Regions from separate parts of the Homo sapiens genome. Here all the other regions are linked to region 1. The links are chromatin loops, found by intact Hi-C in ENCODE. Cell type or tissue: GM12878. All regions are shown on one strand.

Region 1 (8,000 bases):
GTGGGGTAAGGGATAAGGAGGAATTTGTCTACAGGATCCTTTTATCCTAAGTTGCCTTACAACATCCAATTGTGTTACCGTTTTTTTTTTTTTTTTTACAAACCCATTGCTAGGCTAAGAAGTATTGATTCCATCTAGTTAAACATGTCGAGTGAGAGGAAGTGATCAATGGATTACTTCTTCAAAACATTTATCCCCCCTAGTGGAATCCTCTGATTTTTATAACATTAAAGAGCCAGGTATAGGAGTTGGGAGAAGAATTTAAAATTTGAAATGTCTTCTTTTTTCAACTCTGTTCATGAAAACTCTAGTTAATGCATGTGATTTCCTGGGTCTCCCTCTCTACTTCCCTCCATTATCACCACCTTTTGTTGCTGCTGGGGCTGTGGGTGCCCTGAAGGAGCATGAGATGGCCTTCCTCAGATATCTGGGTTTTAAATTCAGTTCGTATCTCTTAAGTGAAGTGGGTAGGGCCAAAAATGACTCACTGCCCAGTGGTGCCTGGAAACATTATCAGCAAAGACATTCACCTAGGGAGAAAATAAACACAGAATTCTCATATGGGCCCATCTTTCCAACCATCTCCTGGACTTTGGTAGTCTTTTCTGAGCCAGATATCTCTCTAAAGTCACTTGCTGTCAGACCTTTTTGTCTCATATTTAGGAATGGCTGAAGTTCTTTATAAATCCCAGATGAAACAGGAGGAAAACTACTTTGAAATGATCATTTCCATGATCTCTAAAATGCAACAAACCGTATTTCTTAAGATTAACGGATGCGAGCCTATGACAGGTTCAATGTGGGACCAACTCAAGGGAAATTGATGACCGAATTATTAAAAGGCATTCATTACATCGCAGTTTCACCTGAAGAGGGGGTGTCCCCCAGTAGTGCTTCTGCAGCAGAATTGCTTAGAAACTGCAGAACATCCACAAGGCAAGCACCCCAGGCCATTGTGTCTGACTGTCTTTCAAATAGAGGAATGGCTAGTTGCCATTTGCTGAGGGCATCTCCTGCACTGAGAACTGTGTGCATATATGGATGATATCGCCGAGACTCACAAGTATGCAAGATAGAAACTAGGTGCATTTTTTTCAGATTAGGAACTTGAGAATGGAAGATAAACTGAGAAGGGGAGCAGGGGAGGATAGGGAGAGATTGGGCAACGGTTAAGAAGTTACAGTTAAATAGGAATAAATCCTGGTGCTCTATTGCACAGCAGGGTGCCTGTGGTTGACAACATTGCATTGTCTATTTCAAAGTAGATAGAAGAGAGGCTTTTGAATGTTCTCACCACAAGGATATGATAAATGTTTGAGGTAATGGATATGCTAAATACTCTGGTTTGATTATTACATAGGGTATGCCAGTTTCAAAGCATCACATTTTACCCCATAAATATGTACAACTATCATGTGTCAATTAAAAATAAAATTAAAAAAAATTTATTGATAAAAGAATAAAAAATAGCATGCTTTTGGCCACTCTATTTGATAGGCATCATTTAAAAAACATAAGACTATAAGGCTGGGCATGGTGGCACATGCACCTGTACTCCCAGCTATTTAGGAGGCCGAGACAAGAGGGCTGCTTGAGCCCAGGAGTTCGAGATCAGCCTGAGCAACACAGTGAGACCCTCATCTTTAAAAAATATACGTAGTATAGATGATGTAAAAGGACCACCTTTCCAAATGAGTCAATTTCTTCCTTAATTTAATACATTCCTAGGTAGTAAGTTTTTAGAGAGCTAAACTAATTCCTTGCTATGTCTTAGGTTACCATTTATAAGTGTTCTTATGGGGGTTAGCTTCATTTTATGTACTAAACACTTATTTGAAAGGATCGTTGCCTTTTTCCATGTGCTAATTTGTATAGAGAGTTTACGTATTGTGGGAATTTAATTTATTCCTGCATTTTATCCAGGAAAATAGAGCCAGATGCTTTTGGACACTTGTTATTTGCTTTAAATAAGATATCAGGTTAAGATAAGAAAAATATATTGATTGGATATTGCGTCTTCCTCTGGAGAACGTAAAACCTTTCACGTCCTACATCTCATCATACCTTACAACTTTAGAACAGACTCTAATAAAAGGAAAATGTTTTAACTGTCCCTTTACTTATAGAGGGCAGGGATGGGAAAGTGCACTCAATTATACTAACAGAGCTCTCAATTAATCTAAATTCAAAGCGAAGGCTCCTGTTGTGGATCAGGGACCCTGAATAAACATGCTTTCTAGGAGACTTCACCGCCAGGTTCCAAGAGAGGTCACAGTACTCCTGCACTCCTGATGGCAGACCCTTGGATTCCATTGCAGGCAGTGACACACCAAGAGTAAGAGGAGCTGGCTTCAGCCCTGTCCACGTGTGTCTGCTGGCTCGCCCTTCTGTCTGGCATCTCCACGCCCCTCCTCTTCCGGACTCCCTTGCATGACCTTCCAAACAGAATGAGCTGTTCTTCCAAATATGACCCTAACTCATTCAACAGCTGGAGGCAAGAGCAAACTAGAGCTCATGCAAAGGGTATTAGCATTGAGTCTTTTTTTTCCCCCTCTTTCTCTCAGACTAATAGATATTTGGAAAATTCATCTAAAAACCTTTTTTAAAAAAATTTCATTCATAAAAATAGCCAAGGGGTTTCTCAGAGAGTTTCCTTTTAGCAAGTCTTTTGGAAGGAATAAATGTCTACTTTATTATTTTTCCTTCCTGTGCCTGACCTCGGAGAGGATTAGAGGGTCTGGGCAAGGAGAGGAGCCTCACACCCAGCCACCCACACTTTTCCTTCTGACGAGACCCACCGCCATGCCATGCTCTGTACAAGTTCTCTGGAGGAACATAAGAGCCACCTTATGTGTGAGGGAATAAGACCATGCTTTGAAGAGCCAGACTTTCTCCTTTTACTTGCTCTTGAAATTGTTTTCACTCTGATCTGCAAGTCAAAGAAATGATCTATTATACATGTAGGGACCTCAAAATCTGTTTGACTCTGTGCAAATAAGGTACAGTCCCTGCCTTCTTCCTATAGTTTTCTTATCACTAGGGGACTTGAAAAGGATTTAGTTCAACAACTGAGTCAGCATGAGCTCACACAAAACAAATCGTTTCACACCAATGTCAATTTCTTTCTTTCTTCCCCCCCGCCCCCACTTTTTTATTTAAATAATTCGGTCAGGGAAATCCCACATGCTTAGTATCATTTTGTCAGCAAGGTACATGACAACTCTGGTCACAATAGAAAGTCGTTTAGTGAATTAATGTCAACTCTGGAAAAAGTGGCTAATGTGTCTTGGGGAGTTTGGTCCTTGCCTGTACACCTGCCTGAAGATCACAAGAGTAAGAAGGACAGGTAACACACACTGAATGACAGGATCAGAGGTTAGCAATATCTCAGAAGCCTGCCATATGAGCCAAACCCAATACAAAACAATTTAGCAATATTAAGTAATTATCACATTTTGTACTTCAATAAAAAATTTAATATCATGACTTTGCGGTAGGAAAGGCCAAGTTTAATGTTGGTTAAAAATAGTTTGGAGATTATATTTGTCTGTCTTCAATATGATGTTTCTTTCAAAATATCCCAAATAATCTGAATTAAGAGTAGAAATAATATCTACCATTTATTGAGTACCTACTATCTGCTAAAATAACAAATTTATAATGAAGGTGTAACTATTCCCATTTTACAGATGAAAAAAATGGAGGAGGTTAAGTAACCAGCACTAAGTCAAAATGGCTAGCAAAGATCAAAACCAACATGTTAGCCAATGTTAGGCAGTTCAAGTCCTTTCCTCTGTGCCTGAAATGAAAGAAATTTTCCAGGAATTTTGCATTGGTTATTCATATCAAGTATAAAAAATGTTATTCATTTCAATGAACCAAAATTAAGTCAAGACACTTAAGGACTGTCTAGAGGAAAATGACCAGGATAGGAAAGAGTCTGGAAGCCATGCAAGAAAAGACACAGATGGTAAATATTTAACATGAAAAATAGAAGATTTGTGTGGGATATAGGAGATACCTTCAAATAATGAAGACCTGTGGTCAACTGGGGCAAATATTTTAACCCCAAATAAGTTCTTCAACAATAACAGTTTCATTACAAATAAGGGAAGAGAAAGTGCCCAAAATGAGCATTCTCAGTCACTAGATGCAGAATCAGAAAGCCACCTGCCAGGGCTGTTATTGAGTGAAATTCTGACTTTGAAAACATTTGGCCTATACGAGGGATTCTTAATCTGATATCCATGGAAGAACTTTAGGTAAAGTCTTTGAATCCCTGGAAATTATATGAAAAATTGTATATGTGTTTTTTTTTCTTGGGAAATGGTGGATATATTTCTTCAAATCCTCAAAGCAATTCTACAATATTGGTGGGGCAGTGAAAGGAAATCACTTCCAATTCTACAATTCTGTTTTGTAAAAGTAGTCTTACCCTTCACAGAGGTGCACCCAAGAGAACTGTGTGATTGATTTAATATTAGGGGTGAATGAACATAAACAATTGAAGAAAACTTCAAGGTTTTTAGCCTTGTAACTAAGATGTTCATACAATTTTTAAAAATCTTTAATAAAAGAGAAGCAAATTTAGTGGAAGATAATTAAGTAGAAATAAATAGGCAAACTGAAGCCTGTCTAAGATTCCAGTACTGAGAGTACTGAGTACGTAATTCAAATATTCTTTTACATCATGGCAGAAAAATGCTGAAATCTAGGGATATATGCTGACTAGTAACTGAGTCTTATATAAATAATTTTTTTAAAGCCACTTGAACTTTAGAACCATAAAATGTTATAACACTAACTGTTCTAGAGACTACTTACTTCAGTCTCCTAATGTTACAACTGAAGAAATCATGTCTCAGAAAAACTAAGAGACATATTCTGGATTCTGGGGCCTGGTTCCTGATTCACGTCTCTGTCTGCAAATTTAAGGAAAAAAAATTCTAAAACATTCAAATCTGGAATAAACCTATGCATTTTTCAAGAAGAAAATATATATATAAAAACTAGTCTTAACTACATATAATACACAAAGGTCCACTTTGTTATGGTATAAGGCAAGACCGTAAGGAGGTCTTATGCCTCCTTATGAGGCATAAGATTGCCCCTTACGAGTTTTAAAGTATGAATTCCACACGTCAGCATGCTCTGGGATGTTTTCACAGTATTTTTAACATTGGTCCTCATAGTCTTAATTTACCTCTGGAAATTTCCATGGATGATTAAACTATGAAGAACAAAGAAGCACATGGCTGTGTTATTTAGAGTTTAGTGAATTAGGTCTGCAAGTCTGTTGGTTTCCTTTTAGATGTTGTCTTGTCCGTTTCTAAGATCAGAGGGAGACCAGCTCCAGGAGTGCTCATGAATGCATCAGTGGTCTTCCATACCATCTGATGAAAAGATTCATTCTGTGTCTCAAAAGGATATTCCAGATCCAGTTCTGAGTCAGCAGGTCTTTGGTGTATATATATATATATATATATATATATAAATTTTTCCACTGCTTTATTTTTTTAAATTCATCTGACAAGGTCAAGGTGGGATTGAGACAAGAAAAATTTGGAACTAGTCCCATTTGAGACTTATTTCCTTAAAAAAGGAACTGTTTTTTAATAATCTGAAAGTTTACATAATTTTGACATGCAAGTTATATACGTGTGTGTGTACGTTTGCATGCTTGTGTGTATGTTCATTTTTTTTAAAGAGACTCAAACTAAATAAAATTTTGATTGGGGGTGTTGCTGAAAGGACTATAGTGTCAGCTGTTATAACTTCAGCTTTAAACACTAAACCAAAACATGGGCTACATGTTCCAATTCATACTGAAGCTTTATAATATATGGCCTTAGAGTAGAAGTATAATGATCTCTTGGGAGAGGCAAGATCCAATTAAAATTCAGTTTGCTGTCTTTTGGAAAGACATAAGCAGTTATATATCCTTTGAGACGGTCTTAAGAAATACACACCTGAGCTTTAAATGGCCACTCATTTGACTGTGAAGTTGAATTTCAATTCATCTGGGAGTCAGAGCACAAGAAAGAATTCAAATAACAACACTCTGATATTTCCTGGTGTGTTACCAGGGAGAAAAGAGCTCCTGGAAAATGAACGCCTTACACATTTGCAGATATTACCAACCACTTATAAAAACAAGGCTATTGTTATGCATAAAAGTCATTCCTTTTAGGGGAAGCCTAAGAGTGAATTGAAATGTGGCTGACATTTCTACCACAAGATAAAATGTTTTTTTAATATCATGTTTAAGTTCTCTTAGTTAAAAAAGAGAAAAGGGAAAAAAAGAAGAAGAAAGAAAAATATCTATAATCCAGTATTCAGAAGCAATTCCAGACACTTCACCCATGAAATAACTCACTGGAAGACATTACATTTCTAAACACAAAAGCTATTAGCAGCCTTTTCTAATTCTCTTTTAGTTCAATAAGGGAATTATTGACCGTATTTTGCAATCCCACATGTTTTTAAAAGACAAAAAACATAGTACATTGAACAGAAAACATACGAATGCTTTCTATTTAATTTATTAGTTCATGACTAAGATGAAACACTCCAACATATACAATAACCTCCCCACCCCCACTTCACTCTGAGGTTCTTTTGGTTACTTCTTTTTTACAACAAAGGTTTGATGTATTCTTTAAAATATAAAAAGAAAAAGCCACTATATTGCCTCAGAACTACTCCATCTCACTGCCTCACTTTAAATTCTGATTGACTGTAATGAGACCACAGACAGATTGATGAAATAAATTTAGATACTAAATAGCATTGTACTTGGGGTGATTTAGTTATATAGCTCATTTATTTCTTCAACAAATTTGTTGAACAGCAGTATTAGTTAAGGCAATGCAAGCTGATGTCATAAATAAACCCCCAAATCACAATGGCCTAAAACCTTAAAGGTGCAATTTTTATTCATGGAAGCAGGGCAATGTAAGTAACTACAGGATTCAGGCAGCCAGAATTCTTTCATCCTGTGTTTCCATCATCTTCTAGAGCTTCAAAGTCTTCTGCATTTATCCAAGATAAGAGAAAAGAAATTTGAGAAGGTGTACCTGTTTTTAGCCATCTTCTGCTCACTTGCTCTTGGAATTAACAAATCACACAACCATACCTAAGTGCAAAGTGGTTGAGAAATGTATTTCCTGATGGGACAACCACCTTCCAGTGATAACTTCACACTCTGAAAGGGCTCAGCTGCAACACCTGTAATAATACTGTGCTGGACATTGTGGAATTTTCTAAAAGAAACAAAACTGGGACCTTGTCTTCCACGAGCATGCACGTTAGCAATTTTTTGCAAGGAATTTATTCCCTTACCAATAATAATAGTTAATATATATATAAAGTTTGTTATGTATCAGGCTCATTATTGGACCAGAGGCTGTGTGGGTGGTATTTCAGGACTCAAACCCTGGTATCTGCGCTGTCCAAATTCATGCTCTTGCCTCCTGCCCTCCGTAGACTTCTAATCACTTAAGGCAAGAGACTCAAGTCTAGTTCTCTTAGAAGTTCCTACCACAGGGCAGAGCCCACACCAGACAGTGAAGGAATGTGGATTATACTAAACAAAACCCTAGGATCGATTGTATAGGTAACTGTTGGCAATAAATTAGAGCTCAATTCCAACTCATAAAAAGCTGTACTCCAAAATACAATTCACCATAAATGAAAGCTTTTTAAAGATATGAGTTGCCTATACTATAAATATTGATTTTTTTTCATCTGAGTCAATTGAGATGCAAATGCTAATTTGAGTAGATGAGCATATGAGCATTAGTGGAAAAACTCACCTAAAAAGGTACAAGAGAGAGCAAGATGCCCAAGATAGATTAACACAACACTTTAACCAGAATGTTCTATCATTTTCTTTCTGCACATACACCTTCTAACTTGCAAATCTGTCTTGCTTCACATGATCTCTTCCCATCTAATTTGATGGGTTTTTCTCTGAAAGAAATGAAGGGAGGATTCCTCCA
Region 2 (8,000 bases), 67 kb after region 1:
TGTTGGAGGCAGAGGGAAGCCCCTCTACATTCTGCTTTATTCACTTGACATTAAAACTACACATTTCTCTCCATTTCTATGGTCTTATCTGTCATTTTTAATGAATAAATACTATTTTATTGATATATGTATAGATATTTATTAACCTCTTATCTGTTTTTTTTTTAACTGTTTGAGTTAATTTGGACTGCTATAACAGAATACCGTACACTGAGCGGTTTATAAACAACAGAAATTTATCTCTCATAGTTCTGGAGACTGGGACAGCCAACATCAAGGTACTGGCAGATTCAGTGTCTGGTGAGGGCACCCTTCTTGGTTCATAGACAGCTGTCTTCTCTCTGTGTCCTCACATGGTGGAAGAGGCAAGGAACCCTCTGAGACCTCTCTTCTGAGAACACTAATCCCATTCATGAGGATTCCTCCCTCATCACCTAATCACCTCCCAAAGACCTCACCTCCTAATACTATCACCTTGGGGGTTAGGATCTCAACAGATGAATTTCAGAGGGCAGGGCCTAAACATTCAGGCCATAGCATCTACTATTACAGAACTTCATATGTATGGCTTTGTTTTGATGCTCAATTATCTCAATTATTTTCTTAAATTCCCAAGAGCATACACTGACAAGCTCAAAAGATTTGAACATTTGCCTGTGTATAGTGATACACTAGACATAGTCATGTTATTTTTCGAAAGCATTGAAGCAATTTAGCATGCCATCAGCAAAGCTAAAGTTATCAAAATTTTGTCACAGATTGGACAGCTAGGTTTTATCTTTTGCATTTAAAAAATATTTATTGAGTATCTACTATCTACTATGATCAGACACTCCTCTGCATATTTCCCTCAAGTTCCCATGTGGCTTCCTGAGTCCTAGGATGATGGTCCTAAGCACTATGTTCTGTAAGCACCATACAAAATGTACTCACAGCCAAGAAAAATCCACCTGCCATGGGATCCTGTTTTCCCTATGAGGAGACCTTCTCTTTTCCAGTGGCTCTTTGGGAGACACTGTCTCCATCTTTCCATTACCTGCAGAAGCAGTTTCCCTCCTTGCCACTAAGGTTGATTTTCTAGGACAACTCTTCCAATTCTTTTTATATCCAGGGCTGTTTCCTCCCTCAGTGTTTCCTTCCTTTCTACCTCCTGGAGTAGAGCACCCTCCTAGAGAGAGACAGAAGTCCTGGGTAACCACATCCTGCCATAACCTAGGATCAATGTGATTCTCCAGTCCCCAGAGACCCACTGGACCTAGGTGGGAGTGAAGTCAGCCCCGCCTTTCCCTGTGCCCAAGCAGGTCCCCAAGACGCCAGCCCTGCTCCCTCCTAGAAGCTAGTCTTCCTCTGTCCTTCCGACAGCCTGCACTTTGGGAAGAACTGGCCCACTACTTTCAGCTCTCCAGTGGGAGTTTTCACCATAGATGATAGCCTCTGTTTGTCATGTTTGTTGTGATTCTTTCCCATCTGCTGACCTAAGTTATTTTGTTCTTCTTGTTGTTGCTCATATGTTTGCAATCCTTTATGTAGCCACATTTGTCAGTCTTTTTCTTTGTGATTTCTTCTGGCACTTCAAAGTACAATTTTTTTTAAAAAAAGACAGTGTTTTCTCCAAAGATCTGACAATCAATAACTTACATTTTCTGCAATATTTTCTATTATCTAATACTTTAGCCATATAAAATTTATTTTAATCATAGGGTATTAAATTGCTGTATTAAATTGATTTTTTCAAAGAGAGATCTAGATAAGAATACTAAACAATCTGTTTTAAATAATTCTTTATTTTATTGTTTTTCAAAGATGCCTCTTGTTATCTGTTATATTCTTATATACAATATGTTTACTTCTGAACTGTGCTGTTCCATTTAACTGTATGCTTATTGGGGGAAGATATACCTCCATTTACTGTTCTCTTTGCAAAATACAAGTTAATGCTCTTAGGTGAGCATGGGGGTGGTAAGTGCTAAATAAATGACATCTATTTTTGCAAATAAAAATTACAATTATGTTAAGTTCAAATATCCTATGGAGATTTTTGAGGTGGACTATAGTCAACCTATAAATTTGTTGAATGAGATAGAAGGCTTTCTGATTGATCATTATTTTCAAGGATAATAGTACACCTTTCCATTCATCTTCTCTAATATTATTCAGTAAAGTTTTATACTTTTGTTTCTATTAGATAAGACATGCAACTGTTTCATAAGAATTCTTATTGTTAAATAATTTAGATAATATTATATTATTCTGGTAAAAATAAAAGGACTCCTGGTATATATTTATATATATGGCATTCATCTGTCCATTTTATTGATGCCTATAGTTATTTTATTTTTTAGATTATTTCTTATAGTTTTTAAAAGTATACAATCATAACATCTAAAAATGATATTTCAATTTTGTTTTCCAGTATTAACTCTTCTGAGTTTTTTTAATATTTTCTTGCATTGACCACAACTTCCAAAGTTGTGGTCATATGTATATGCATTGATGAAACCCATATGAGAATGGTTGCCTTGGTTTTCTTACTGATTTGAAAGGGAAACTTTCTAACAGGAAGAAGAAAAGGAGGCTTTTGAATAAGACTTGAAGGTTGCTTAATGCTGATGGTGTCTCTTACAAGCTAGAAATACAGAACAAATTCCACAACCTCCCTGAATCCCAGTTCCTTCACCAGGAAGATGATGATATGAATACATCTCACAATGTCATAGGAATAACTGAGATATCATTTGCAAAGGGCCTGGCACTCAAGGCAGATACAATACATTTTACTTTTATCTAGTAAAAGAGTTGAGATTTAAAGCCAGATCTACCTGACTTCAGGCCCACACACATAACCCTGTGCTCTGCAGCCTCTTCAGGAGGAATTCCATTTATGCGTAGGCCATGCCCATGTATGGAAACAAACACAGCCACAGATGTCTAGGTCTATTAGCCACAACAAAATAAACCCTGAAAACTAAGCTACCTCTCTGTGAATATACCAGCTTCCCTTCATGCACAGCATCATGTACGGATCTGAAATCCGTACATGTCTAGCCAGCCTGGCCAACACAGTGAAATCCTGTCTCTACTAAAAATACCAAAAAAAAAAAAAAAGAAAAAAAAAATAGCCAGGCATACTGGTGGGCGCCTGTAATCCCAGCTGCTCAGGAGGCTGAGGCAGGAGAATCGCTTGAACCTGGGAGGCGGAGGTTGCAGTGAGCCGAGATCACACCATTGCACTCTAGCCTGGGTGACACAGTGAGACTCTGTCTCAAAAAAAAAAAAAAAAAAAAGAAATGTCTAAACTCTATCCAGTAAGTGCAAATTCTAAGGTAGTGGCTATCTTTAAGGAGGGGAGGCCAGAGATGGGGTGGAAGGACAGAGGAAGAATATGAAAAGAAATGCAAGTCATTGAAACTATTATGGTACTTAGGTTGGGTGGTGGTTTCACAGGTGATCATTATATTATCAGACTTCATAATGTACATGTATTTTAGTGTCATGTTTACTATGCATCAATTTTATACAAAATATTAAACAAAGCCAAAAAAAAGAATCCTCTGGCCCAGTTTAAAAGACCATGAGTATTTAATTAACAATTCCTGACCAGGCACAGTGGCTCACACCTGTGATCTCAGCACTTTGGGAGACCGAGGTGGGTGGATCACGAGATCAGGAGTTCAAGACCAGCCTGGCCAAGATGGTGAAACCCCATCTCTACTAAAAGTACAAAAATTAGCCAGGTGTCGTGGTGGGTGCCTGTAATCCCAGCTACTCAGGAGGCTGAGGCGGAGAATTGCCTGAACCTGAGAGAGAGAGGTTGCAGTGAGCCGAGATCATACCACTGCACTCCATCCTGGGCGACAGAGCAAGACTCCATCTCAAAACAAACAAAAAAAAATTCCTATTCCCTCTACCCTGTATTCACTGTTCACTGTACTCTACCCTACAGTGAACAAAAGGTACCTAAGCCAGGACATGCCCCTGAATCTTTTATCCTGATAATCATATTTTCCTAGGCACAAGGCCTGAGAGTTAACAAACCTGATTTTTTGATAGTATTTGTCCTGGAAAATAAAACAAAATGTCTTTCTTTAAGGGATAGTCTTCCTTTTGTCAAAGTGTCAAGGGGGAAAAAAGGGGAAATTTTAAAAGCAGCCTATTTCATTGTCACCACTTCATAAACACTGCACTAAAGGGCAAGAGCCACGCTTTATTCCTCTTGCAAAATCCCAAAGCACCCAGTACAAGGACCTGCACTTAGTAGGCGGACAATTGACATTTGTTAATCAATGTATGAATGATGAGCCAAGTCTCATAGCTTCCATGGAGAATCTTAAATGTCACTCCTTTTGAAATGCGACCATGCTTCTCAACCTACTAAAAATTTCTTAATGAACCACCCACAGACACAGTCTTGTGTGAATATCTCCTGTGTTCCCCAAATCCTTTGTGACCTATGGACACAATTGCTAAACGTGAGTCATGCTTCTATCACTCCCACACAATGGGTATTTTTAATGCTACAGCATTTCCTGAAGTCAAGCGCTCAGGAAATGGTTTTTGCAATAATGACCTCAGCCTCCCCATATTCCCCCCACCCCCCATCACAGAATCCAAGAATAACTGAACAGGTGTCCAAATACCCAGAATTACCCAAGAAACCTCACAACCTGTCTTCTGTTTTCTATCAAAGTCATGAGGTTAACCTCTTGTCCTTTGGAGTTCGAAGGAATGTGTCCAAGAACTGAACACAACCATATCTGTCCTTTATTTATATTGAGACACAGTTTATTTCCAAGACTGTCAATGGTCTCCAGACCCCAGAACTAAATCTGTATACCATCATGGCTAAAAGTATGAGTTCTGGAATTCAAAAGCCTTAGAGACTGAATTCTGACTCTGCCACTAAGTATGTGGCTTCAGCCAAGTCATTTAGCCTTTCAGAGCCTCAATATTCTCACCTGTAAAGTGGAAATAATGGAAGAAACTATTTCTTGGAATGTGTGAAAATCACTCACGTAAACTGCTGATCTCCAGGCCTGATACACAGCAAAATGCCTAGTACTTGCTAATTGTTATTGCGTCAAGTTTCCCCAGATTGAACCTTAGGTCTGGTCAGTTTCTCCTGGACAGCAGTCATTTTGACAGCTTAGGATCTTTAGGTGCCCACATACCTTCAGAACCTCAACCCATTCTTGGGAGCACTGTCTGACCACCCTCTGAGGACCAGAAGCAGGAAGAGAGATCAGATGGTGAGAGGATAAGGACTGTTGATACCCAAGGGAGGTTGTAAAACCACTTGGGCACACCCAAGTTCAAAACAAAGAAGCCATCACACGAGGGTGAGAGAAGAGGTATTTACTCAGTGAGGCCCCTTCCAACCCTCATGGTAAAAGTCTACACTTGTTTAGAAAAGAGTATGTCTGTTTTATGATTTTATTTTTTAAAAAGGGAAACTCAACAACAAAAATGATGATGAAAATGACAATCTGACTATGGAAAACAGGCTCCTGCTATTCTCATCAGACCATCTGACAAACTACCCAAGGGAGTTTCCGAGGCCTCCCAAACAGTAACAGCAGAGCAGCCACTCAAGAGGATGCCCCGGGGAGCCGCCAAACTGCAATTGCCCTGGAAATCAGATTCGAACAGCTCAGACATGAGGGCAAAGGGCGGGATGCATGCATCCCTAAGCACCAGCCCTTCAGCCCAGCAGAGGGGCACAGACAAAGCTGCCCCGGAAGAATTGTTTGGGAGGTGCAGATACAAAGAATAAGATCCTGCTGGCAGCGCTGGGAAACACAGCAGCAGTCGGCACACGCTGGCCCTGGCAGTCAGCAACCGCCTGGCTCAGGCTGAGCAAAACCTTTCTGTGAATATGGCGTGAAAGCAGATCTCTCAGAGGCTCATGCTCCCTGAAGGTGAAAGATCAACAACAAAAAAGGCATTAACCCCTCTCCTAAATGATATTTCATGGCCATCAAAATCCCATCAAAGGAGCAGCTCATGTTCATAAGCCTGGGGGAGATGCTCCCAGCAATTTAGACACATTGGCAGCCCCAGGGAGGAGGACATAGCCTATGGGGACTCTCTATGTGTGAAGGGCAGCAGTTTGCATAACAAATGTTCCATGCACAATCTTGGAACATTGGCATAATTCTTTCTGGACCCAATAATGATAATTACTCTCTGTCCTAATTAAGGAGAAAATAAAGAAGCTAATACTTTTATAAATCAACAAGTAGGATTAGTATGATGTACAAAGCGCCCTTGAGTTTGCTTCAGGAGACTTCCTCCTCTGTGTGACCACAAGTATATCACATCGGCCACCTGGGCTTTTGTTTCCTTATCCATAAATCCTTTCTTTAAGGGGACATCTTATGGGTTCCTTTGAATGCTCCTATCCTAATTTATTCTTCTTTTCCTTTAAAAATGTTTGGTAAAGGCTTAGCATGCATGCAGTAAAATACACAGCATGATGTGTAGTATTCTTACTTAGAATTTTATGCCTTTCAAAGGGCGAAAGATGGTGATCAGGTGATATTGATTCTCTCCTTGTATAGCTTCAAAGATCGTGTTATAGATGAGAAACTAGATATTCAAAGGCACAGAGAACATGTCATCCGTATCACTCAGATTAGAACTTCCAAGTGCTCACTCATGATATGTAGTCTGGTGAGCCAGGCCTCAGAGTGTCCTACTGTGGGCTCATGGAGCAGTTCTTCAGGATGTGGACAACATTGCTTGGACCAGGGACAGGAGAGAAAAAAAAGTGATAGGCTGAGAAGAAATTTTTATGTGACATGCAAATACTTAGAAAAGATGAATGCTAGTACATCGGGAAATTTATAATTTCTTTTGACATTCAGGATTTGCCATAATTTAATAGTTCTTACCTGTTGGATGCTTACTATGTGCCAAGCATTGCACATTAACATGTATTATCCTGTTTAATCTTCAAAATAACCTATGAGGTGGACAATTTTATTACCCCATTTTACAGAAGAGGAACAAGAGTTTCAGGGAAATTAAGCTAATTTTCCCAAGTTACTGATAGAATGTGGCAGAGCTAGGTCTTGAACCCAAGCCCACAAAATTGACCGTGCCATTATTCAGTTTCTCACAAGCACTTCCACCTTACTCTGCAATGAAGGCACCACCACCCCCCAGGAAAAGGCACTACCCCAGCCAGATGGTACACTTCATCCCCACTTCTGCTGTTCAGGCTTGAACTTGGCATGGTCTTCACCTTTCATTCTGCCATCCAAATCCATCCCTCAAGACCTAAGTCGAATACTATCTTCTCCTCGCCATTGCCTTCTACCCTGAAAGTTCTGTACTCTGAATCAGTTTAAAAGGTGTTATCTGTTCCATCCATCTGGGGTCTTCATCATTTCCTTAAATATGTACATTATCCATTCCTTCAATAACATACATATTCAGTGTGCTTTCTCCTCAAATAATTGCCAGATACTAGAAGTCAGAAACCATGTTGTCTATTTCTTTTGTATCTCTGAAAGAATCATAGTACAAAATTTATAAATGAAATCATGTAGCTCTGTGCTATATGAAAATTATATCATATGACATTACAGCCACCCTGTATTTGTTGACTAAATTGTCCTTTCTGTTTAATTCCCAAGCATTTGAGCCACTCTGCCCCAGATTGAATTGCCTTGCCTTTTTTTTTTTTTTTTTTTAAGATGGAGTCTCACTCTGTCACCCAGGCTAGTGTGCTCACTGCAACCTCTGCCTCCGGGTTCAAGTGATTCTCCTGAGACTTAGTCTCCCAAGTAACTGGGACTACAGGCAACTGCCACCACACCCGGCTAATTTTTTGTATTTTTAGTAGAGATGGGGTTTCACCATGTTAGCCAGGATGGTCTTGATCTCCTGACCTTGTGATCTGCCCACCTCAGCCTCCCAAAGTGCTGGGATTACAGGCATGAGCCACCGCGCTCGGCCTGAATTGCTATTTATTCATTTATTTTGAGACGGAGTCTCGC
Region 3 (8,000 bases), 80 kb after region 1:
TAAAATCGGTGACCTTCTGTGGAAAGTGAATTGATTCATCCCTCTCTTCCCAGCAATTTCAGAATTAACTGACATAAAGCCATGGATAGAGAGCTGGTTGTGCAATGACTACAAGGTCTCAAAAGCAGCAACTGCAGCAGAACACAGCACAAGCTTCATGAGAAGCACGGGGAGGACAGAGATGGCAATTCCACCAAGAAGGATTAGGAAGGATTTTTTTTTTCCTTTCCCAAGACTGAACACATCATGTGATGCTATGTGCAACATGGAGATGATTAAAATCAGCATGCCTACTGAAGTTCCAGGACTAGCAGGAAATTGTGAAGCCTGTACTGCAAAGTAATACCACCTCCAGGTTACCAGATGGGGTGAGGGGTTACTCAGAAGCCAAGGCAGCTAAAGAATTATAAATCTCTATATAATTCTGATATCCAGATAGTAAAGAATTTTTAGTCTATGAGACTTCTAAATAGCACTCTGTGGCAGGAGCACATCTCCCTTGGCTCAGATATACCCAGGAGAGCTATGCCTCTCAGCAAGATGCTATGAAATTAATTACCTAGGGGAACAAGAGAAGCATTGCAAAGACTATGGTGTATCATATGTGCAGGTGATCTTTTTTTCTATGCAAATATTATTGATACGGGTAACACTTCAAATCATTAACATTTTAATCTGAAGGAGAATCCTTCTAGTGACAGATGGGGTCCAGGGTTGAGGTGAGAGGTAAGGGAGAAGACAAGTTCTGTCTATAAGCCCACTCTGATACGAAACAGAACGTTTAAGCATTTATTGCAAATTCCTCAAATATTTATTGAGCACCAGCAATATGGGAGAAGATGTGCCAGGCATTTGGGAGGATATAAACATGTATATATGTACTAATGCCACCATCAACTAGCTCAAGACATAATTGGAGAAATGGCATAGGGATAACTGTGATATAGGATCAATTTAGGAAAGTCTTGGAATTGGCACAAGGACCCACAGAATCAACACCAGCTGGGAGTGATACAAAATTAGATTGTCGGGCCCTATACAGGATCCCCAGAATCGTAATGTGCATTCGACCATGATTCCGTAGGTGATTTGTGTGCACATTTGAGAATCACTGGTCTAAACAACAACAAAAAAATGGCATGTTCGTGGAGGCCCTCTAACATATTACAAGAAAGCTTCAGAGATAGTTAAGGTCTCACTGTGAGATATGTGAGAGCAGAGGAAGAGGAATGGCCAAAAGTTCAGGAGAGAATCATCATTCCACGGTTTTCTTTTTTCTTTTTTTTTTTGAGACGGAGTCTCGCTCTGTTGCCCAGGCTGGAGTGCAGTGGCGCGATCTCGGCTCACTGCAAGCTCCGCCTCCCAGGTTCACGCCATTCTCCTGCCTCAGCCTCCCAAGTAGCTGGGACTACAGGCGCCTGCCACCAGGCATGGCTAATTTTTTGTATTTTTAGTAGAGACGGGGTTTCACCGTGTTAGCCATGATGGTCTCGATCTCCTGACCTCATGATCCGCCCGCATGAGCCACCGCGCCCGGCCCACAGTTTTCTTAAGTATGCTTGGGGGATGGCAAATAGACTGGTTTTAGACACATTTAAGGTACTGGTAGAATGGTCATGGGAAAAAAATTCTAGAAAGGTAGGTGTGGGCTGAGTTCCAGAATAACCCTAATTTCTGATTTCCTAGTTACACAAAGATGTGCAATCAAAAGGACATGAGAAAATTTTAAATGGCAAAAAAAAAAAAATGTTTAACTTCTCCTTATAATTGTTCAGACTTCAGTCCCAACTCAAGTTCCTTCTTTACCCTGTCAAAGCCCTTAGGAGGCTCATGTGTTATCCTTATGTGTATGGTCTTGATAGAAAAGATGTAGACAGCCAATGGGATGAGAACTCCAAGAAGGGCTCCAACCCTGAGGGAGAATGAAAAAGAATTCACATCAGAAACCAGGTGGAGGCTGGGCGCGGTGGCTCATGCCTGTAATCCTAACACTTTGAGAGGCTGAGGCAGGCGTATCACTTGAGGTCAGGAGTTTGAAAACAGCCTGACCAACATGCTGAAACCCTGTCTCTACTTAAAAAAAAAAAAAAAAAAAAAATTGGCCGGGTGTGGTGGTGGGCACCTGCAATTCCAGCTACTCAGGAGGCTGAGACAGGAGAATCGCTTGAACCCGGGAGGCAGAGGTTTCAGAAAGCCAAGACTGTGCCACTGCAGGCCAGCCTGGGTAAAAGAGCAAGACTCTCTCTCAAAAAAAAAAAAAAAGAAAAGAAAAGAAAAGAAGAAGAAACTAAGTGGAAACTCATCAATTCATCAATATACACAGGGAATGCATGCAAAGATTAGTGGGAACCTTAGCTCTAAGAATATACATATGTTCAGGGCCTTGACCCTGTACTCCAGACAATTAGCTCTGGGTGTGTCAATTTCAGACACTCTTCTTCACAGAGCCCCAGTCTCCTGCCCCATGTGCAACACTATCTGGAGCTCAGAGCCTTTGTACCCAATTTCACTTTTGCCAGTACTCTGCTTTATGACTGGACTCTGCCTCCATAACTAATAGATCAATTATGGTAGCACTTACAATCTGCCAGGGACATGTCTACATGCTTTATATCCTAAATCATTAAGATCCACAACCACCCTATTACTTAAGTATGATTATTACCACCAGTTCACAGACAAGAAAACTAAGCTACAGAGAGATCAAATGCCTTAACTGAGGTCACTCCACTCACTCCACTAGTAAGGGGTGATGTTGGGATTTGAATCCATGCAGTTGGCTCCACAGTTCACACTATTAAGCAGATGTTTCTCTAGGAAGCTTTTTTATCCACTTACTGAGAGGCTGGGGGAAAGAGTTCCAGAAAGCAACCACCTGACTCATGAGCAGTGACCATTCTCTGGGATATGACCCACCCACTTCACTGATACCTAGTGCTCATCACTTTGACAAATACAACTAAGATTGTTTCCTGCCTTGGGTTTCATGATTGCAATTTTCAGAGCTGGCCTCTGGATAAGGTCCTTTTTCTAGACATTATTATGCCCCATATTTGTATTTGTCAGGAAACTGGAGAGTTTATTCCAGGAACTAATTTGAAATTATAAGAATTTTTTTTCGTCCGTCAGAATAACCATTCATGAAAAGATAATGCATACATCAGTGAAGGAAGGTTCTTAAAATGGGTCAGCCAGAAAAAGGAAGAATTAAATTGGATGGCATGATTACATAGGACAACCAAGGACACCAAAGGGGCCCAAAGAAAAGAGAGCCCATGAAGAAATAGAACTGACCAGCATGAAGGTTGTACTTGGATGTTTAATGTGAAGCTGTGTTCGGTTGCCTTTTTCAGATGGAGAGAAGACGGTCCCAGTCTTCTAGGTCTGGGAAGCCAGGTCTACTATGGAGGCCTTAACTCCTGTGTGGAAAAGGCTGAGGTAGCACATTTCACCATAGGAGGAAGAAGAGACACCAGTGAAGGATACACAGCAGTAAGAGATATGGAAAAGAACAAGGGTAATGAATGGTAATTAATTCATTTATTTGCCCATTCATTCATTCTACGAATATATATGGAGCACCTACTGTGTGCTACCCTCTGGGGCAGATTTTGGCTTCAGGGAGCTTACTTGACAGTTGGGACCCAGAAAATGAGCAAAGCAATTGCCCCTTTCTTCCTGTGTACATATCAGAGGGGTAGATGGAGTGAATGCTGTGAGAACATAGGACAGGAATGAACCTTCTGTCAGGGTCTCATGAAAGCCCGGGTTGGTGAGTTTTAAAATGAGACCTGCAAAATGAGAAGGAATCTGTCACACAAAATGTAGGGAGAGAGGGTAAGGAAGAAGAACATTTCAAAAAGAAGTGTTGTTGTTTATTCCCCAAAGATGGCCAGAAAAGTGACTAAGAAAAGATCACAGGACTCCAGGTTGCCTGGGCAATCTCTGAGAGCCCTGTCTAGGGTGAAGTGGGAGTGAGACCAACAGAATAGTGTTAAGGGGACAGCTTATGGCAGGAAATGGGGACAAGCAATGCATGTGATTTGTCTGAGCTGGAGTGGGGGAGGATGAGCTTGGTTTTGCTATGTCAGGCCATTAGTTGGGGCAATTTTCAGTTTCCATTTGAGCCTGAGCCTGGAGTAGGTGCATTCCAGATATGCAGAAATCATGACCATGGAATGATTCATCTCCAGTTAGCTCCCTCAAAAATTCCCCACAGTCACTATCTGACACCTTTTCCTCAGGCCTCCACCTTGCACCTCCCCTGCCCCCTCCAGAATGACTTTGTGTCATTCTTCACTGAGAATGAGGCCATCAGAGAAAGCCTTCCTCATTTCTCCCTTTTCTACCTCTTTATTTCTCTAGATCTTCACCCTCCCTTTTTGGGAGAGGAACACTTCCTCCCTCCTGCAACCTTCCTCCACCTATCTATACTCAAACATTAACTACTAATGTGATCAAAGAATCATTATTCCTTCATTCCATAAATAACTCCACACCAGCACTTGATCCCTGTCTTCCTTTCTCTTCTGTAACTTGTACCACAAATCATGCTTGTTTATTTAATTTCTCCCTCACTACCACCATCTATTTCTAAACCAACAGCCTACTCAAGTCTGCCTGCTTCCCAAGAGTCCTCACTCAATCCTGCTTATCTTTTTGGCCAACCTCCAACTCTCTGGAATTTGACCTCAGGACTTCTTGGAGATGATTGGATGGCTGTTTTTACCTTCTAGTGACCCACTCACTCCTCAGCCTTTATCATCTGACTTTCCAGCCTGCCTATGTGTTTTTTACCCTGTTGCAGCCCCTGCCACCACCCCAGAATGCTGTTCTGTTGCACTCCTACCCGCTATGGGACTGTGTACCTGCCAGGCCTCTAGATGCTGCATCCCTCTCCTTGACCCTCATCTGAAGCCCAACCCTATGCCAATCTATAGAATGAACCCCAATTCAGACAAAAGAGATGTCAAGGTAACCAACTCCACCCTCTGAGATCCACGACTAGCCAAGGCTTGCCATTGCTCCACGTTACATCTCTGTTGTGAGAGCCATCTTGATTCTCATGTGTGAGCCCAGATTTGGCTCTAAGACTGATCTCTTAGTTTCATTCCTGTTCAACCTATTTGTTGAGCATGTATTATGGGCCAGACTCTGGCACACAACTCCTACACATGATTACCCCTCCCGTTCACAACACGGCGATGCTGGAGAGCCCTACATAGTCAGCAGACCCATGCTACAGAGGGTTTGAGGAACTCTTCCAAGGACACACAGCCATTCCATGGTGGAACCAGAACTCAAACAGGCATTCTGATTTTAGAGCCTTTGCTCAATAAATAGTTATAACAGAAGAGAGAGTGGAGACGTGTGTGTGTGTGTGTGTGTGTGTGTGTGTGTGTGTGTGTGTAGGGGTAGAAGATAGTGGTGGGGGAGCTTTCTGAGACCCTGCTACTCATGCCAGATTTTCTGGTCCTGATTAGCTACTGCCTGGCTGCCAGAAGCTGTTATTATCACTCACTCCCGTGCTCCTGTCACTGGGCTTGTGGAAACTTGCCCTTCCTTCTGCTCTCGGTCTCTGATGCTGACAGCTATGCTGGAAAATCCCATGCTGGCCACTGCCACACTTACCAGAGGCATATTGTACGTGCTGGTCTGGACTTCCTGCCTGACCCCTACGTGTCCTGTGCCTGCCCCTTCACAGGAGGTCGGTCTACTTCCTGGCCAGGGCCTTTCCAGCCTGTCTCACCCCTGTGCAGGTAACAGAGCTCTTTTCTCTGCCACCACTTCCCCACGGAGTCTTTTCCATGGTTCTCCCTGACAGAATTCATGCTACATAGTCTTTGTTAACTCATGGCATGCACTTTCTTCCTGCTTCTTTCCTCAATTTATGTGAGATTAAGTTAATACCAACCTATCTTGTTAACCCCTTCTAATACGTAATCTTCTTTATTTTAAAATTTAAATGTTTGTTATATTGAATTCAGTAACTAGAACATTCTCCTCCAAAATAAGAATGGTACAAAAACCTCAAATAAGTAAGTCTGTTGGGGAAAACAAGTTCCCCCAAAGAATAAATCTACCAGGAGAGTAAAAACGATGATAATCAGAACAATGATCAATAATCACTATTGTCAAAGTGCCTGGCAATCACCAAACACCAGATTCATCGGCTCTTCACCGTCCTGTAGGATGACTTCTGTGACTTGCTAAAACCCACACAATAAGTATAATGGTGACAAGACTCAACTCCCAGGCTCTGACATTAAGTCCTATTGTCTTCCTAAAATGCTCCTTAAAGAGAGGATTTCTGTCTCACATGGTCATCTGGATCATTTGAAAACTTCAAGCAGAAAGTCCCAAGGTCACCATTAAATGTTTTCCAAGATTACACATCTTCAAACAGAAACCCAAAATAATGAAAACCAGGAACCAAGACTTCCAGCTTCTCTAATGAGAGTAAGTCTTAGTTCTTTTTCCTTACTCCACAAGAAAAATTATATCTCCCAAGGGGAGTTATGGGCTTTCCAAAAGAGGAGCAAAGGGATTTGAGCTTAGGAAATGAAACTTTGCTCAGCACTCTTCAGGAATGACGTTCTCCTTCCTCCCCTATAACAATGCAAGTGCACATTCATTTTCTTACATTTTAAATCACTGAACAAAAAGGCCTAGTTTTATTTATCCTGCTGCTGCCACTGTGGCAAAACTAAATGTGTGGTGCATAAACTGTTTATAAATCTTGTCTCCAACAAGAGAACTGAGTGTGCACTTTTTGAGGACCTTAGTTCATTCAGAATGATGAGAAAATTTGGGAGAAATTTTTCTCTTGATATAAGAGCTGTATAGGCCAAATGGACTTCCTTTTCTGGCCTAAATGCTGTGTTTATAAAAATGGTGTGCTGTAAATAGCAAAGTATAGAAGTGAGAAATTATGCCTCTGCTGAATAAACCACACTCCCGGCCGACTGACTCCCTGCTTCTTCAAAGTGAAGAAACATTTGTTCCTATATCTTGTGAACAACAAGCTGGATCCATTGAAAATGCCAGATAACATTGATCTTGGGGAATAAGAAAACAACCTTTTTAAAGGTCAGAACTGTCTTAGTTTTTAATGGATTATTGGTTGATGAATTCTTTCATGAAATATTTCTCTAATGCCTTCTGTGTCGAGAACCATTCCAGGATCCAAATATACCCTTGCTTCCATTTTCTGCATCAGGGTCAGTGATCCTGCTGAAAGGTTAATTTCATTATACCACATCAGTCTCCTGCTCCAAACCTCTCACTGGTTTCCCTCTGCACTTAGAACAACTTCCAACTCCTTCCTGCCATGTACAAGGCCCTGTCTTCTCAGGTGGCCTCATCACTCACCTCCTTCACACTGTACCCCACCCCAGCCACACTGGCCTTCCCACCAGGCTCATTTTCAACTCAGTGTTCTCCCACGTGCTGCGGCCACTGCAGGGGCACTCTCCCCGAGGCTTCTCCCTCATGGGACTGGCATCTCCTCACCTCTCAGGTCTCCACTCAAATATCACCTCCTGGACCTGGCGCAGTGGCTCATGCCTGTAATCCCAGCACTTTGGGGGGCCAAAGTGAGTGGATCACCTGAGGTCAGGGGTTTGAGACCAGACTGGCCAACATGGTGAAACCCCGTCTTTACTTAAAATACAAAAATTAGCCAGGCATGGTGACACATGCCTGTAATCCCAACTACTCAAGAGGCTGAGGCACAAGAATCTCTTGAACCCAGGAAGCAGAGGTTGCAGTGAACCAAGATCGCACCACTGCACTCCAGCCTGGGTGACAGAGCAAGACTCCATCTCAAAAAATAAAAATTAAAAAATCACTTCCTAGGAGGTGATTCTTTTTCTAAATTTGCTCTTCCTTCTCTATTTTCTATCCCCTTACCCTGCCCCCTTTATTTTATAAATAGTAATTATCACTCTCATAAACCTTTTTTATTTTCCTGTTTACTAATTTATTATCTATTTCCTCCA

Evidence for each region. A loop is a pair of places that touch in the nucleus more often than their neighbours do. Peaks named below come from ENCODE experiments on the same cell type or tissue, not always from the same donor. Only the 100,000 strongest peaks of a DNase experiment are listed, where the experiment ranks them.
Region 2: it touches region 1 in a loop (5-fold over the local background); 4 of 110 quality-filtered maps call a loop at or near these places.
Region 3: a loop joins it to region 1, with 4 times the contacts of the local background. A loop is called at or near these places in 6 of 110 quality-filtered maps.

What each region holds. Positions count from the first base shown.
Region 1 is chr12:92,467,650-92,475,649 of GRCh38, forward strand. All of the region lies in intron 1 of LINC02397 (long intergenic non-protein coding RNA 2397), which reads left to right. Among named protein-coding and RNA genes, the nearest start is that of LINC02397, 5.0 kb to the left of the region's middle. RefSeq lists an enhancer at 155-214. In GM12878, no CTCF peak of the experiment used is centred here; DNase peaks (open chromatin) are centred at 3,147 and 4,097; H3K4me3 peaks cover 2,173 bases; H3K27ac peaks cover 6,115 bases.
Region 2 is chr12:92,534,909-92,542,908 of GRCh38, forward strand. No RefSeq gene overlaps it. Among named protein-coding and RNA genes, the nearest start is that of LINC02397, 72 kb to the left of the region's middle. RefSeq lists an enhancer at 4,191-4,240. In GM12878, no CTCF peak of the experiment used is centred here; DNase peaks (open chromatin) are centred at 2,690, 4,543 and 5,268; H3K27ac peaks cover 5,122 bases.
Region 3 is chr12:92,547,967-92,555,966 of GRCh38, forward strand. No RefSeq gene overlaps it. Among named protein-coding and RNA genes, the nearest start is that of LINC02397, 85 kb to the left of the region's middle. RefSeq lists enhancers at 3,916-4,355, 5,485-5,674. In GM12878, no CTCF peak of the experiment used is centred here; DNase peaks (open chromatin) are centred at 4,085 and 5,625; H3K4me3 peaks cover 971 bases; H3K27ac peaks cover 5,749 bases.